Linked DNA regions of Homo sapiens: region 2 is linked to region 1. The links are chromatin loops, found by intact Hi-C in ENCODE. Cell type or tissue: endothelial cell of umbilical vein. All regions are shown on one strand. Links, peaks and the distances in the headings refer to the core of each region. The heading gives the core; the rest is flanking DNA. Region 1 has its middle 44 kb from the start of CDK14. Region 2 overlaps CDK14 (cyclin dependent kinase 14).

Evidence for each region. Hi-C counts contacts between places; a loop is a spot of excess contacts. Peaks named below come from ENCODE experiments on the same cell type or tissue, not always from the same donor. Only the 100,000 strongest peaks of a DNase experiment are listed, where the experiment ranks them.
Region 2: a loop joins it to region 1, with 19 times the contacts of the local background. A loop is called at or near these places in 51 of 110 quality-filtered maps.

Annotation. Positions count from the first base shown.
Region 1 is chr7:90,551,074-90,554,003 of GRCh38, reverse strand. No RefSeq gene overlaps it. Among named protein-coding and RNA genes, the nearest start is that of CDK14, 44 kb to the left of the region's middle. In endothelial cell of umbilical vein, for the core only: no CTCF peak of the experiment used is centred there; a DNase peak (open chromatin) is centred at 1,283.
Region 2 is chr7:90,628,322-90,631,251 of GRCh38, reverse strand. The region is part of intron 2 of CDK14 (cyclin dependent kinase 14); the gene reads right to left. Among named protein-coding and RNA genes, the nearest start is that of CDK14, 33 kb to the right of the region's middle. In endothelial cell of umbilical vein, for the core only: a CTCF peak has its summit at 1,749 (motif pointing right); a DNase peak (open chromatin) is centred at 1,761.

The sequences.
Region 1 (2,930 bases), core at 173-2,672:
TCGCACTCAGACTGAAGTGCAATGGTATGATCTTGGCTCACCACAACCTCTCCCTTCCAGGTTCAAATGATCCTCCCACCTCAGCCTCCCAAGTAGCTGAGACCACAGGCATGCACCATCATGCCTGGCTTTTTAAAAATTTTTGGTACAGATAGAGTTTTGCCATATTGCCCAGGCTGGCCTCAAACTCCTGAGCTCAGGCGATCTGCCCACCTCTGCCTCCCAAAGGCTGGGATTACAGGCGTGAACCACTGTGCCCAGCCTGGTTTTTGTCTTTAGTTCTGTTTATGTGGTGAATCACATTTATTGATTTGTGAATGTTGAACCAACCTTGAATACCAGGTATGCCTACTTGATCATAGTGAATTAATTAACTTTTGATGTGCTACTGGATTCAGTTTGCTAGTATTTTGTTGAAGATTTTGTGTCTATGTTCATCAGGGATATGGGCCTATAGTTTTCTTTCTTTATTATGTCTTTTCCAAGTTTTGGTTTCAGGGTGATGGTGCCTTCATAGAATGAGTCAGGGAGGAGTCCCTTCTCCTCAATTTTTGGGAATAGTTTCAGTAGAATTGGTACCAGCTCTTCTTCATATGACCAGTCAAATTTAGCTGTGAATCCATCTGGTGTGCGGCTTTTTTGGTTCATAGGTTTTTATTGCTGATTCAGTATTGGAACTTGATATTGGTCTGGTCAGGGTTTCAGTTTCTCCCTAATTCAATCTGAGGAGGTTATGTGTCTCCAGGAATGTGTCCATTTCCTCTAGATTTTCTAGTTTGTGTGTATAGAGGTATTCGTAATAGTCCCTGAGCATAAAAGATCACATTTTTAAAAATTTAATATTGTGGCTGAGCATGGTGGCTTGTGCCTGTAATCCTAGCACTTCGGGAGGCAGAGGCAGGAGGATCGCTTGAGGCCAGGAGTTCAAGGCCAGCCTGGTCAACACAGTAAGACCCTCTTTCTACAATAACTTAAAATAAAATAAAATAAAATAAAATAAAATTTAATATTAGCCAGGTTGCTTGCCCCCTGGCCAATTTTGCTGCTGCCAACAAAAAAAAAAAAAGAGAGAAGCATAATTGAAATATGTATTTACATTTGAAGGTCAACTAAAAAACATGTATTAATATAAATATAAAAATTTTAAGTATTTTATTAAATGTGTCGCTTTTCACTCTCTATCCTCTATATCTATAATACCTGACTTATAATTACTTCAAAATACTATACCTACCATACTGTTTTAAGTATTTCATCACTATTGTATTGAGCTGCCCTCTGGTGGTTTTTAATTTCTTAAAATTTGCAACTACCTACCTTATATCTGATGTGTATTATGTTTAAGGTATTGTATATTGTTTAATATCACATTTCTTCCTACTTTTTACATGTACTTATTTGGTAGGGCCTTGAGATACATTCATTTAATAAGAATGGACATTGGCTAATATTCAAAACAGGGAAAAACATTAATTCATGCAAGAGGGTTTGTACATCCAGTGTAATGAATCACCAGTTATGAACATTATTTCTGTTAATGTCATTATAGTACAGAACTAATTAATGAGAGCCTCAGTAATAAAGTACAGAATATAACAACCAAACACACCTGAAACTTAAAATATACTTTTTTCTTTTTCTTTCTTTTATTTTTTTTGAGACAGAGTCTCGCTCTGTTGCCCAGGCTGGAGTGCAGTGGCGTGATCTCGGCTCACTGCAAGTTCCACCTCCCGGGTTCATGCCATTCTCCTGCCTCAGCCTCCCGAGTAGCTGGGACTACAGGCGCCTGCCACCACGCCTGGCTAATTTTTTGTATTTTTAGTAGAGATGGGGTTTCCCCATATTAGCCAGGATGGTCTCAATCTCCTGACCTCGTGATCCGCCCGCCTCAGCCTCCCAAAGTGCTGGGCTAACAGGTGTGGGCCACCACGCTTGGCCCCTAAAATATACGTTTCAAATGATTGTCCTTAGTATGTGTTAAAAGCTCTCACATCACACAAAACCATATAATTAACCTTTTCAATAAAAGTATAAAATGTACTCCTTAATGAATTGGCTATATGTTTGTCACTGCTCCAAATAATTTGAAATATAGAACTGTCCTTTTTAACTTTCCGTCAAAGATAGACAGAAAATACCTGTTGAAAATAGATACTTTTCATCAAACCAGTCTCTTGATCTTCTGACAGTAAAATGGTAAAGATTTGATAGTAAAATCTTTTGTTTTATTTTGTTGAACTTTCTTTGGTATATTGGTTGTCATGTATAAAATGACCTTGGTTATGAGAACAATATATTTTAACCATAAGAGTTTAAAAGTTAGGGTATTATCGGCCACTTCCAAGATGGCCAAATAGGAACAGCTCCAGTCTGCAGCTCCCAGCAAGATTGACACAGAAGACGGGTGATTTCTGCATTTCCAACTGAGGTACCTGGTTCATCTCACTGGGACTGGTTGGATAGTGGGTGCAGCCCATGGTGGGTGAGCTGAAGCAGGGCAGGGTGTCACCTCACCCAGGAAGCATGAGGGGTTGGGGGATTTCCCTTTCCCAGCCAAGAGAATCCATGACAGACTGTACCTGGAGAAACGGTACACTCCTGACCAAATACTGCACTTTTCACATGGTCTTAGCAACCAGCAGACCAGAAAATACCCTCCCTTGCCTGGCACAGCAGGTCCCACGCCCATGGAGCCTTGCTCACTGCTAGCACAGCAGTCTGAGATCAACCTGTGATACTGCAGCTTGACGGGGGAGGAGCATCCACCATTGCTGAGGCCTGAATAGCTCACAGTGTAAACAAAGTCGCCAGGAAGCTCAAAATGGGCAGAGCCCACCACAGCTTAAGCAAGGCCTACTGCCTCTCTAGATTCCACCTCTGGGGGTAGGGCATAGCAGAACAAAAGGCAGCAGACAGCTTCTGCAGAATTA
Region 2 (2,930 bases), core at 299-2,798, 77 kb before region 1:
AGTCATTCATGAAACATCTGCTGTGACTTATCACATCATGACTTACCTTATCAGTGATAATGTAGATCACCCAACAAATTCAGAAAAGTTATGTGAGCAGCTTAGAGAAATAAACCAAGACCAGAAGGCAGAAATCCTTGATTCCATGCTGCTTCCATGAGAAGGGGGGTTCTGAATCCTATCAGAGTACCACCACCTTTTGATAGTAAGTGTTTGTAATATACAGAGATGGTATGCATGCAGAGAAAGAAAAACAACATAAAGTCCAAAATGTAATATAAAAAGAAAATAAAAGAGATTAACTTTTATTGTCTTTCATATGTGTGATTTAGGTACACACACACACACACACACACACACACATACACACCCCAAGATGTAAATACTCAGAGATAACACCACCAAATGATTTAATGATGTAGTGAGATGCTTGCAACCACTTTTAATGGGTAAATTTGGATTTTAAAAAAGTAAAAAAAATTCACCTGAATATTCTCAACAATTTTTATTGGATAATTTAGAATAAGGGCTAAATTTGTATGTACACACACACATATACATAACCATCATATTTCCTACAAACGTGTATTAGTGCAGTTATATACATAATAATTCAAATACCACAAACATCACTGCTACTAAGGATGGGATTTGCCAGAATGGTAGACGTTACTTTGTAATGTTGCTAATAAGTCAAAGTACAACTTTTGAAGTACTCAGCAGCTGCATTTCTGAAAATTTCAGAATACAGTCATGTGTTGCATAATGACATTTCAGTCAACAAAAACTTCATATATAATTCTGGTCCCATAAGATTATATTATCATATTTTAACTATACCTTTCCTATGTTTAGATACACAAGTACTTACCATTGTGTTACAACTACCTACAGTAACATACTATACAGGCAGCCCAGGAACAATAGGCTATACCATATAGCTTAGGTGTGCAATAGGCTATACCATCTAGGTGTGTGTAAATATACTCTATGATGTCTGTACAACAAAAAAGCTGCCTCATGACACATTTCTCAGAATGTGCCCCCATCATTAGTGATGCATGACTGTATGTGTATTAAAACTGGACATACATAAATATAGTTGTCTTTAAATGTTAAATGGAGTTGGGTTTTTGTTTTGTTTTTTGTGGTTTTGTGTGTGGTGTTTTGTTTTGTTTTGTTTTGTTTTGTTTTGTTTTGTTTTGTTTTGTTTGAGACAGTGTCTCGTTCTGTTGCCCAGGCTGGAGTGCAGTAGCACTATCTTGGCCGCTATCTTGGCTCACTGCAACCTCTGCCTCCCAGGCTTAAGTGATTCTTGTGCCTCAGCTTCCCAAGCAGATGTGATTACAGGCGCACGCCACCACGCCTGGCTAATTTTTGTATTTTTAATAGAAATGGGGTTTCACCATGTTGGTCAGGCTGGTCTCCAACTCCCGGCCTCAAGTGATCCACCCACCTCGGCCTCCCAAAGGACTGAGATTACAGGTGTGAGCCACCGCACCCAGCCAAGTTAGGTTTTTGGTTTAGGTAATTACAAATAGGTTTTTCATCAATTGAATCTCCAACATGGACATTCAAAGATTTTGCAAAAGGCATCAAATAAGCATTCACTTAGTTAGCTGTTCTGTACACTACAGAATGTCTGGCACCCTTTAACCCCTGCCCACCAAACACCAGTAGCACACTTCATTATTTGGGACAACCAGTAGTTCCCATCAATTTCCAAAACACTCCATTAGAGGGCAGTACCACTCCTACTGAGACCCACTGAATAAAGGCATCCTAAAAGTATTGACTAGGGACAGACAGACACCAGACCCAGTGCTAGTGAGACACTAGGGACAAAGTGATTAAAAATACAGAGCAAGAGCTTAGAGCACAGTGGGGAAAGTGACATTAAACAACTGTCCAAGTAATTATGTCAATACAAAATACTATAAATGCCATGAAGGAAAGCTATAAACTGCTAATTTAGATGGTGGGGTGGCATCAGACTTGAGGAGTTTGTGAACTACTAAAATTCTTTTATTAACTTGGAGACATAAGTAGGGTTGGCAGCTGTATAATTTTGCCATGAAAGGTCATTTAAAAATATTAATAATAACTATCATTTGTAATTGCCGTAGTAGCAAGAGGCAGTAATGAAATCATCTCTGAATTTAAAAAAATATATATAAAACAAAAAAGTACTTTTAGCTTGGTGGAAAACCTCACTACATTTTTTTTAATGTCTTTGCTGCAGGCTGGTATAAGACAGCAGCATTTTGCTATCATATACTAGATCTCTACGTGGTCTCTGGACCAGAGTCATCAACATTACCTGAGAGTCTGTGAAAAATGCAAACTTTCATCTCAGACCTACTGCATCAAATCAGTCTCACTCTCTCTCTCTCTGTCTCTCTCTCTTCTTAAGGGTCAGGGTCTCACTCTGTCGCCAAGGCTGGAGTGCAGTGGTGGGTGTGATCATAACTCACTGCAGCCTGCAACATCTGGACTCAAATGATCCTCCCGCCTTGAGTCTCCTGAGTAACTGGGACTACAGGCACGCAACCCCATGCCTGTCTAAGTTGTTTTTTAAATATATATATATTTTTAGAGACAAGGTATCTCACTATGTTGCCTAGGCTGGTCTCAAACTCCTGGCCTCTACTGATCCTCCTACATCAGCCTCCCCAATCACTGGAATTACAGGCATGAGCCACTATGCCTGGCCCAAATTTCATCTTAACAAGATCCCCAGGTGATTCACATCCACACTGAAGTTTGAGAAGGACTGTGGCAGAATAGATCATATGGACCCTCAATGGCTGAAATTCAGCCATAGCCATCTACATTTAAGAATCAGTAATGGCCTTTAACACTTGGAAGTGATTGAGGAGTCCTGGAAAAATCAGGGTGAAAAATGAAACAGAAAGCAGGCAAGCTGCTAT